2 separate regions of the Homo sapiens genome follow, and region 2 is linked to region 1. A link is a loop called in an ENCODE intact Hi-C map of the cell type or tissue named here. Cell type or tissue: heart left ventricle. All regions are shown on one strand. Links, peaks and the distances in the headings refer to the core of each region. The heading gives the core; the rest is flanking DNA.

Region 1 (5,960 bases), core at 349-5,348:
GGCAGGAGAATTGCTTGAACCGGGGAGGCAGAGGTTGCAGTGAGCTGAGATTGCACCATTGCGCTCCAGTCTGGGCAACAAGAGTGAAACTTCATCTCAAAAACAAAAACAAAAACAAAAACAAAAACAAAAACATGCTCCCCACATGTGCTAGAGAATATTAATTGTTAGTCTTAAATGCTTCACACACACAAAATATTATTTCCATAACTAAAGAAGCTTCTATTTTAGATTTTTATGTTGTTGGTAAATACCATTTTGCTTACTGAAAACAATAACAGCAACAAAGAAACCTTTATAGAATTCCATTGTGACTTGATAGAATATTTCAGCTTATATGAACCAGTAAGAATAATTCATTACCATATGAAATACCTCACTTGGCCTTAAGACTTAGTTTGGTATTTTATATTGTTTGAAAATATATGGATTATTTGTTTGGAGTTGTGAGAGGTAGACAAAATCAAAATTATTTTAAAGTCTGTAATTTATCTTTATAGAATATTCATAGTGTCTGAGAGAATAATTTTTCTAATGTCGATATGTCAGTCTAGGTTGTGTACAAGGAACAGAAACCTCACCACTTAAATCAGGAAGTGGTTTAATATAGCATGCTCTTAAAATTGTTAAATGAGATAAGGGAAAGAATTTTAGAATGTGCCTTTGGAAATGACACCCAGAACGACATAAAATTTAAGGACTCCTATTTCTGTGGTCTTTATCAAAATTGTGCTTAAATCAAGAACCCACTACTACTGCTTCAGTTGACTCTGAATACGCTGGAAACTTGAAATTGTGCACCCACAGCTGCAATCCAAGAATTAGAAGGGCTTGTGCTGAAGCCATGCCATTATTGTTATGACACACACTACTTCTTGTCACCCAGGAAGCTGGATGATGGACTCTGAAACACAACTCCAAGTAAATGTCTTACTACCAACAATCATGCTTGCCAGTTGAAAAAGTTAAAATTAGCAGGAAGATAGCCTCACTCTCACTTCTGCTTGCCAATTTCTGAATGCACTTTGATTAGCATGCAGAACCTTAGTTACAAGTTTGTGTGGAAAAGATAGTTTTAAGCTTTCCAATCACCTCAAATGGACAGAGGATGGAATGAGGCTGAAAGAGCCAATCCAGGGTGCCCACTACAATTGTTTTTGGTGTTCTTTGTTTAGAAATAGTGGCGATTCTTTATTTTTTTTTTGAGACGGAGTCTTGCTCTGTCGCCCAGGCTGGAGTGCAGTGGCACGATCTCGGCTCACTGCAAGCTCCGCCTCCTGTATTTACGCCGTTCTCCCCTGCCTCAGCCTCCCGAGTAGCTGGGACTACAGGCGCCCGCCACCACGCCTGGCTAATTTTTTTTTTGCATTTTTAGTAGAGACGGGGTTTCACCGTGTTAGCCAGGATGGTCTCGATCTGCTGACCTCATGATCTGCCCGCCTCGGCCTTCCAAAGTGCTGGGATTACAGGCGTGAGCCACCGCGCCCGGCAATTCGTTCTTAATAGAAGTTCCTTACCCTAGGTACTTATGAGGACAGTAAAACCAGCATAGGAAATGGTTGTTACTATGTTTTGTCGTCTTTTGGGAATCTTAAAAACAGTTTTCTTGGTGATCTGGCTTCCTGGTTGTGCGTGTGTGTGTGTGTGTGTGTGTGTGTGAATAGTACACTTCCTCACATTATTTTTATTCACAGTTATGTCATAGTATGGTTTTGACAATTTCATATCTTTCCTTGGCATCACCAATTCACTTAAAAGACTCCCATATTTTCTCCAAGGTGCCTCATTAGGCCCAGTCTATGGTTTGCTCCTCTCAAGTGATTTCAGAAACTCCTCAAGTATTTCATCTTCTTTCATGGCTATCAAAGAACGGGTCACATCTGGCAGGAAGAAAGATGGCATCATTGAATTCTGCTGACATACAAATGCAGGTTTTTAAAATAAATGATCTTTTTCTTGTTTGTCTTTTATTATCTCAAAGGGAGATATTTAGTTGTCTCCAAATTTCTGAACAGAAACCATTTCTAGTTAAATTTTTTTCAAAGACATTTGAAAAATAAGGCTTTTCTCTATCAGATGCAAGTTTTACTGTTTTACAGCTTGAGTATTTGATTTGCAAGAAGAATATACAATTGAGTAAATTAGAACTATCGTAGTTCTCTCCACAAAGATTTTGGACTTAAAGGAGTGCATTAAGTTTGCGATTACTCCTGCAAAATGCCATGGGGAATTACATCATGTACTTACATAATTTGTGAAAAAAATTTTATTGATAAAATACAGATAATAGAGGCAAAATTATTTAATATATAAATTATGCAAATAATCCTTTCAATGTTCCACCCCATTCCATGTGGAGAGCCTGAGCTTCTATTTTGGGACTCTCATTGTTATCTATCCTATGTCCATGGGATGATATGCACACAGAATTACATGGAGAGTCAAGGTAATTATTCTGATAAACTCAAGTTCAATCATCTCAATTTTTTCCCTCTCGAATTATACAAGTTATCAATTCTTTTTTGAACTCATATTGAATGTAGCACTTAATTTAATTTTAATCATCATATAAAGTTAGAAAATAATGGGAGGTGATTCTAGCCAGATATATAACAAACATCTAAATTTATTAGAGCTTTGTGTTGGAACTTTTACAAGAAACATTACTTTAATAATATTGATATTTTGTCTTGGTCAGAGATCAAGTGTATTACCATATGTAAACCAATGTTTTTAAAACTAGGTGATTTTCAATCTAAGATTATACCTAAGATAGGCATTGAGCTATTATGTAATGTATATGCCTCATATACATTTCTAAAATTCTTTTTTTCTTTTTCCTTTTTTTTTATCTGAGACAGAGTCTTGCTCTGTCACCCAGGCTAGGGTGCAGTGCCATGATCTTGGCTCACTGCAAACCCCACCTCTTGGGTTCAAGAGATTCTCCTGCCTCAGCCTCCCAAATAGTTGGGATTACAGGCACCTGCCACCGCACCTGGCTAATTTTTGTATTTTTAGTAGAGACGGGGTTTCACCATCTTGGCCAGCTGGTCTCGAACTCCTGACCTTGTGATCCACCCACCTTGGCCTCCCAAAGTGTCATCTCTTACATTCTTATAAATATGAATTATTTTCAGAACTTACTGTTGGCAATTATTATGTATAAATTTCAATATGAGTACATATTTTATAGTTCTCCTTTCCTCATCTCAAACATGTAAGTACATTTCTTTCTTGGTATACACATCTGAAGTGCTATGGGGTAAATCTCTCAGGAAAATAACACCCCAATTTCTATTTGGACTAGTCCTAGGCTACCTTTGGAAGTGAAGTATCTGAGGTGGAGGACCATAAACTGGCCATTGCAGGACCATCCCAAATCCGGATTTCTCTCATATCATTCCCCAATTCACAGATGTTCTAACAACTTTCAGGATGCCTCAGTGTTATTCCTGGAAGTAATTTCTACCCATGTCAAACAAATTAAACAAGTCATTTGGTGATTGGTTTTGATTGTTGGACTTGATTCTTGAAAAAACAGCAATCAAAGGCACTTATTGATTTTTATAATTTATGTCTCCAAGAACTTGTGCCATTTTATGACCATTATGTAATTAATTTTGACAAATCAAGTGAGTTTAATATCTAAAATGTTTGTCCAACCTCATTAAAATTGGGCAAAGACGTTAGGGTGTCAATTTTAAATCTTTCCTGCTTTCTCTTGTGGGCATTTAATGCTATATATTTCCCTCTACACTCTGCTTTAAATGTGTCCCAGAGATTCTGGTACATTGTGTATTCATTCTCATTGGTTTCAAAGAATATCTTTATTTCTGCCTTCATTTCGTTATTTACCCAGTAGTCATTCAGGAACAGGTTTTTCAGTTTCCATGTAGTTGTGTGGTTTTGAGTGAGTTTCTTAATGCTGAGTTCTAATTTGATTGCACTGTGGTCTGAGAGACCATTTGTTATGATTTCCGTTCTTTTGCATTTGCTGAGGAGTGTGTTACTTCCAATTATGTGGTCAATTTCAGAATAAGTGTGATGAGGTGCTGAGAAGAATGTATATTCTGTTGATTTGGGGTGGAGAGTTCCATAGATGTCTATTAGGTCCACTTGGTCCAGAGCTGAGTTCAAGTCCTGAATGTATTTGTTAATTTTCTGTCTCAATCTAACATTGACAGTGGGGTGTTAAAGTCCTCCCCCCCCATTATTGTGTGGGAGTCTAAGTCTCTTTGTAGGTCTCTAAAAACTTGCTTTATGATTCTGGGTGCTCCTGTATTGGGTGCATATATATTTAGGATAGTTAGCTCTTCTTGCTGCATTGATCCCTTTACCATTATGTAATGCCCTTTATCTCTTTGATCTTTATTGCTTTAAAGTCTGTTTTATCACAGATTAGGATTGCAACTCTTTTTTTTTTTCCTTTCCATTCACTTGGTAAATATTCTTCCATCCCTTTACTTTGAGCCTATGTGTGTCTTTGCATGTGAGATGGGTCTCCTGAATACGGCACACCAATGGGTCTTGACTCTTTTTCCAATTTGCCACTCTGTGTCTTTTAATTGGGGCATATAACCTGTTTACATTTAAGGTTAATATTGTTATGTGTGAATTTGATCCTGTCATTATGATGCTATCTAGTTGTTTTCCTCCTTAGTTGATGTAGTTTCTTCATAGTGTTGATGTTCTTTACAATTTGCTATGTTTTTGCAGCGGCTGGTACCAGTTGTTCCTTTCCATGTTTAGTGCTTCCTTCAGGAACTCTTGTAAGGCAGGTCTGGTGGTGACAAAACAGAATAGAAAACCAAGTATCGCATGTTCTCACTCATAATTGGGAGTTGAACACTGACAACACATGGTCATAGGGAGGGGAGCATCACACACCAGGGCCTGTCGGGGGGTGGGGGTTAGGGGAGCAATAACGTTAGGAAAAATACCTGATGTAGGTGACGGGTTGATGGGTGCAGCAAACATGTATACCTATGTAATAAAACTGCACGTTCTGCATATGTACCCCAGAATGGAAAATGTAATAAAAAAATTGGGCAAAAACATGAACAGACATTTCTCAAAAAAGATGTAACGTGTGGCCAACAAACATGAAAGAGTTCAACATCACTGACCACCAGAGAAATGCAAATCAAAACCCCAATAAGATACCATCTCACATCAGTCAGAATGGCTATTATTAAAAAGACAAAAAATAACATACGCTGGCGAGGTTGCAGAGAAAAAAAGGAACACTCATACACTGTTGGTGGGAGTGTTAATTAGTTCAACCATTGTGGAAAGCAATGTGGCAATTCCTCAAAGAGCTAAAAGCAGAACTACCATTCGACCCAGCAATCCCGTTACTGGGTATATACCCAGAAGAATATAAATCATTCTACCATAAAGACACATGCACGTGTATGTTAATTGCAGAACTATTCACAATAGCAAAGATGTGGAATCAACCTTAATGCTTATCAATTGTAGACTAGATACGGAAAATATAGTACATATCACCAAAGAAAACTATGCAGCCACAAAAACAAAACAAAAAACCAAGATCATATCCTTTGCAGTAACATGGATGGAGCTGGAGTTCTCAGTCACAAGTGGGAGCTGAATGATAACACATGGACGCATGAGGTGGGGGCAACAACACACTGAGGCCTGTCAGGGATGGGTGTGGGGGAGAGCATCAGGAAGAATAGCTAGTGGATGCTGGGCTTAATATCTAGGTGATGGAATGATCTGTGTGGCAAACCATCATGGCATATGTTTACCTGTGTAACAAACCTGCACATCCTCCATATGTACCACTGAACTTAAAACTTGAAAAAATAAATATAAAATGTTTGTCAATGGAAACATGGATGAAGAAGCATCTCACAAATATTTGGTCACTGGGTTTCTTGGTTGCAATTTCTTTTAACAGACTGAATGAAACTGATAACATTGATCTAACAGGA
Region 2 (5,960 bases), core at 665-5,664, 190 kb after region 1:
ACAATTCCTTTTCTCAAATAGTAAAATATGCAGTATATTTAGAATATCCAGATTTATCTCTGTCTCGTGTGTGCGTGTGTGTGTTTCTGTATACACAGGCACATGTATGTGTGATTTGAGTCACAGAAAAAAAAAACATGTTGCCATGATCAAAAGGAGAAGCTATAGGGTAAGATAACTGCAATATTAATGTTATAAATGAACAAAAATAAAACCGTATTGATTAACTGTATATAAGAAAATTTCAGGAAAATATCAATAGAGATGAAAAGATTGCATATTTCACTTTTATATAGTTAATTTATATAGCTGATGTCAAGTAGTTATACCTAACTACATAGAATTACAGCAAATAGAATGACTATCCTTTTTGTTACTAAGTTGTCCCAATTAAAAAATCACTTTAAGGAATTACAAGATACAATATAGAAATATTTCCATGTTTATTTCTAGGATTAATACAATTCAACAGTCTCAATATAGTTCCTTGGGTCTAAAAAGGGCATATCAACATAACTGGAAACCGTTAAGAGAATTTAAAAAGAGCTTAATTGGTATGAAATAATGGGTAGTGTGTTCATCCTCAGTTTTCCCAAGTCTGCCAGCTTAGATCACAGTAGGATTTTTCGTCATGGTGACAGACTTTTTCCAAATGCACTTAGAAATTCTTAGGGTCTACAAAATGGGGGAGGCAGGGGATCTAATAAGGGTATTTCAAGGGTCAGCAGCTTAGCAAAGATTTGAGACTTTATAAAGTTGTATATGAGATGACTGGATTAAACCTACACTTTAATTAATAAACTCAGGAACTTTCACATGACCCTAAAACAACACATGTGGTGGGTTTTAACCTCATTCATGAGGCAAATGGAACATTAGTTCAAGACCCCCTCTCCTACTGTTAGAGCTTTACAAAAGATTTGTTTTTAAAGGCAGATGCTTTTGTTTGAGATAGACATTAAAGCTCAAAATCTCAAGGTCAGTCAACTTGCTATTACTAAACTTACGTGCAGCTAAATCATCTTCTGTAGATTTTGGGGTAATAATAAGCAGCAATAAAACATAGATGATTTGCATCAGGAAGACAAATTAGACCTAGCCAAACAAACCCAATATGACAGTGCCCTTTAGAACAAAGTCAGTCCAATTACCTGTCTTAAAGAATCATAATTCATCTGAGATTAAATAAAGTCTGGAGTAGATCATTAACTGTGCCGTGGGTTCTCATGTCAGTCAATCTGCTTTTTAATCACATAATTGATTATATACTTTTTGAAGTGGACAACATTTAAAATAGTAATGACCCAGAAAATCATTTCCTTTACTTGGTATCAACAGCCCCCAAAAATAGATATTTGGCACTTACTGTCAGGTTCATTAATGCATGAAGCCAGTAAGTGCGATAGTGGTGGTAGTTGGCTTTTCTGTAATAAGTGTAAATGCACAGTTCTACCAAACAAATCTTTGCTTTCTTTAAAACTTCACAGCTCCCCCCTCTTTGACAGATAAGCACTTAGATAGGAGGACAAATCAGAATGAAACTAGAATTTATGGAACTGCCAAATCTGAGGAAGTGTCTATACTGTGGCTGGTTGTAATAACATGTATGCATTTTTGTTGTTTTTTTAATGTCTTAGTTGGATGTATTGGACAGACTGGGAGGAAGATGAAATAGATGACAGCGTGGGAAGGATTGAGAAGGCCTGGATGGATGGATTCAATCGGCAGATTTTTGTGACTTCAAAGATGCTGTGGCCAAACGGTTTAACTCTGGACTTTCACACCAACACATTATACTGGTGTGATGCCTATTACGATCATATTGAAAAAGTATTTTTGAATGGGACTCACAGGAAGGTAAAAGACAAATGCTGCTGTTTTTAACCCACAGGCTTCTTTTTTTCACAGAGCCTTGTTGTGTTGTGTTAAAAATACTTTCAAGTTTATTTTTACTCCTCTGAGGTGGCTGCCAATAGTCTCCATGGGGTGGCTGAAGCAGGCTGAGCATTAAGTAGTGCAGCTGGCACTTGCCTCTGGGAGACCAGGCCCAGCTCACTGTGGTATGCCAGGATTTGTGGGATTTCTAAAAGCAGCTCTCAGGATATCAGAGCTGTTTTAAAATGCAGTTTTTCTACATTATTGATGAGTTTTCTATAACCAAGCAACCCCACTCTATTAAAATATGTTCAATATTTTGAGCTGAAGTTTAACATTATGTATTACGAGGAAGTAATTACATTGTATTTAGTTGAGTAAGTAACTTGGTGACATTGAAACTTAAACACATAGTAGGAATGAGCTGAACTTCCAGCTTATTGGTATGAAGAGGTATCAGTTTCCTCTTGCTTTTTTTGCTAGAGTAACTGCAAAATGATTTTGAAATTCTTAGGTAAAATTGAGGATGATGCAGTTGGCTGTGAGACAGAGGCATAGTTGACAAAACAAAACCTCTATATTTCATGTTTTAGTAATCTAATTACAAATAACACCAATAACTGACTTTAACTGTGAGTCGAACAATAGAAAAAGGGGATGTTAGAAATGACCAAAATGCTTCCTTTAAGTTACATTTCTTTTCTTTTTGGAAAGAAAACCTGCACATTTGGCTAAGCCTACTCATTATGGATTCTGTTTTAGAAAGAAATACTACACTAATCAGTTAAGACTGCTCTGTTGTTGATTGATGCTAACAATACTGTAAATATTTTCTCCAAATAAGTACAATTGGTTGGCATTGAACCTAATGTCACACACTTAACAGGTGCTAGATAAATCTTTATGCTTCCTTAGAAGATGTTGGTATGTAAACAATAAACATAATACTTTCATGGCCAGCACATTTTGGCCTACATAAAGGTGAGAAAAAAATTAAGAAACCATGTCAATTATTCAATGTATGATAATTTGGTGAGAAGAATTCAGTTAAAAGGAGCAAAATTTAAATTTATGACCCTAAATTATTTAGATAATTTTCTCAATTCTCTAATATTAAATGAAGTGAATACAAAATCTTTTTCATCTTGTATTCAGTATGTTTTTATTTATGGTAAAAGGTGAAAAAGTATTCTCATTATTGAGGTATAATTTATTCCCCTTCTAAAATCCTACATGTGAAACTGGACTTAAACTTTTATCACATGATTCCTCCATTTAAGGAACAACAAAACAATATAACTAGAATGTAAATGAATATATTAACATAATCAGAATTTAACTTGCCAGTGAGTTTTTATCTATTTACTAATAATAAATGTGTCTGTGTTTAAATTAAAATCTTTACCATCTTTTCTGCCAGATCCAAGATTTCTTCAATTTGCATTGGCTCAATTAAAGTAGGAGGATCCTTTTGACTCCCAATGCTGTTTGAACATGTTCTATTTGTTGGTTATTGGAAGAGCAATTTTGTAATACACATGATTATTCAGACTGATTTCTATCCCAGGATATGATACTGAAATATCATAAGCAAAAGGAACAGGAATGAGAGTAGGGAAAATTCATTTTAGTATTTGCATTCTTAACCGTATTTTTCGTGCCATAGATGAAAGAATTTACATTGATAAAATAGATGGTTTAATAATAAATAATAAATGGTTTAGATAAAATAGATGGTTTCCTTCAAATAGCATGCCCTAAAACAAAAAATATGCTCACATTGTGAAATCCATTTTTTAAATCTATCAGAGAAAATGAGTTAAGATATGAGATTATTATCTGTTATACTTATTGAATATCACTTTCTCTAAATATCTAGTTATGTTTCTAAAGGTCAGTTCTGATTTTTCACAATGTGTTTATATTTTACAGATTGTTTACAGTGGGAGAGAGTTGAACCACCCTTTCGGACTGTCGCATCATGGAAATTATGTGTTCTGGACTGATTATATGAATGGTTCCATTTTTCAACTAGATTTGATAACAAGTGAGGTGACATTGCTGAGGCATGAAAGACCACCCCTATTTGGGCTTCAGATTTATGATCCACGAAAGCAACAAGGTATTAAAAAACAAATTAAAATGCTTCTGAGATTCACATATAATAATACTTCACAGAAGTTATAAAAGATTTATCTTGACAGTGTTGCTAAAGTTTTATGATAAAAGATGTCAAATTCCCTCCAAAGTCAATCAAATCAGATTTTGTTATCATAGAAATTTACTTTTTGTTGTTCTAAATATCCTGAGTGATTATCCCTGGGAATTCCATATGAGTGAGGTTTAAGGTTTTCTCCAAGTATTTCCTTCTCTTCATGTGATTTTCATTGAAGAAGGCTATTAGTTATTTAAAGAAAAACAATTCTCTTAATGTTTTCAAAGCGTAAGTATTGTTAAATGTTAGAACTTCCTTAGTTTGAAAAGAAAACTACTGAAAATTGAAGATGCATTATACAAGAAAAATGTTATTTTTTAAAAGTATCTTAGTAAGTTTATAATTAGTTTCAATGTATATTTAAGGAACATGTAATTATTTTAGATGACACAAAAGTAAAACCGTCTATAACAATATTCATGTCTTCTTAAAATCAGATAATATTATTTTATGTTTTACTTGCATAAGTTATTAATACTCATTAGGACATCTACACATAGCATTACTCAGAATTTAGGTATTGAATGAAGAAAACAGTTTAGTAAATTATGTGGTAGGTTTTTTATGAGTCTAAATAGTCATTGTTCCTTTTTTTAATAGACATATCATTGTAAAAATTTAATGAGTATGTAGTTCAATACATTTAAGATGAATAAATTATATTATGAATTTCCTAACACGTATGCTATCGATTGGAAATTATCTAGCAACAGAGTTTTTGAAGATATTTCAGCTAAAACAACGATCCTAAAGCAAACTATCTCATTCAAAAGCTTCAGTTTTTTCCCACTATATTAAAATTGCTTCAATGGAATACAAATGTAATTTTATAAAATAATGGAAATGTGTACATGAGAAATATCAATAGCTGATAAAAGATAAAATTATCTTTTAGAAGAATAAAACTTAAATTATTTGGATGGCACAAGCCATAGCTATGGACAAGAAATGAGGAATAGAGATAATTGCCTGGATAGATTAAAAGGTAATATTTTATTATATTCATATAAACCCTGCACCCCTACCACACTACCATAGTTTGCCTATACTGAGCAAGAGCCCAGGCTATGAATAGAAACAGTCCTTTTCATATTCTGAAAGATCTGCTTTTCAGGATTGTAGTTCTCTCTAACTTCACAATCCAATCAATATACGATCACATTTTCCATTTCCCTTCTCTTTAGAATTGTTCCTCTTGAATGTTATTGCTGAATTTCTGTTGCCAAAGTCCATAACATTTTTACCATCTTCAGAGTTTTTAAGCTTCCAGTTGCTTTAGTGAGTTGTTTAACTAAATGCAACGTGTGTAGTGAAAAATGCCCCGGGCTTAGATCTGGGTCCTGACATCTCCTTTTAAAACTTTGGACTCATCATGAAAGATTTAAAAAAATAAGAAATACTTTCCTCATAACATTTCCATGATGGTTAAATAGCTATGTGTTATTTAAAAGCAGAACTTACATAGCACTGTGCCTGACAAACAAATTATGGTAGGTAACTTACCCCTACAATTTCTCTAATAGGAGGTATTTGTTTTTAAGGTTACCCTACATATAGGCATTTTAAATAAATATTCGATGGAATAATGTATCATAATAATATACAATGAAGTACATAACTCTGATAGAGAATATTTTTGGTGTTCTGAAAGGTGCCATTGATGTATAATAGTGCAATGTTATTCCTTAGATGGACAATGATCTTTTAAAAGTGCTTTTCCCCATTTTAATTGAAGGGACATTAAAATAAAAACTGAGCTCTGATTACTAAATTCTTTTTCAACTTTTATTGTAGAAACCATAATGTTTTGTTTACTGAGTGAATGTATTGAGAATAACTGATTGATAATTTTTATTAACTTAGGTGAATT

What was found. Hi-C counts contacts between places; a loop is a spot of excess contacts. Peaks named below come from ENCODE experiments on the same cell type or tissue, not always from the same donor. Only the 100,000 strongest peaks of a DNase experiment are listed, where the experiment ranks them.
Region 2: it touches region 1 in a loop (3-fold over the local background); 3 of 110 quality-filtered maps call a loop at or near these places.

The regions. Positions count from the first base shown.
Region 1 is chr2:141,201,831-141,207,790 of GRCh38, reverse strand. The region is part of intron 6 of LRP1B (LDL receptor related protein 1B); the gene reads left to right. Among named protein-coding and RNA genes, the nearest start is that of MIR7157, 620 kb to the right of the region's middle. In heart left ventricle, for the core only: no CTCF peak of the experiment used is centred there; no DNase peak of the experiment used is centred there; H3K27ac peaks cover 576 bases.
Region 2 is chr2:141,011,593-141,017,552 of GRCh38, reverse strand. LRP1B (LDL receptor related protein 1B) reads left to right here. Exons shown (of 91, transcript NM_018557.3): 13 at 1,638-1,857; 14 at 3,808-3,997. Among named protein-coding and RNA genes, the nearest start is that of MIR7157, 430 kb to the right of the region's middle. In heart left ventricle, for the core only: no CTCF peak of the experiment used is centred there; no DNase peak of the experiment used is centred there; H3K27ac peaks cover 1,231 bases.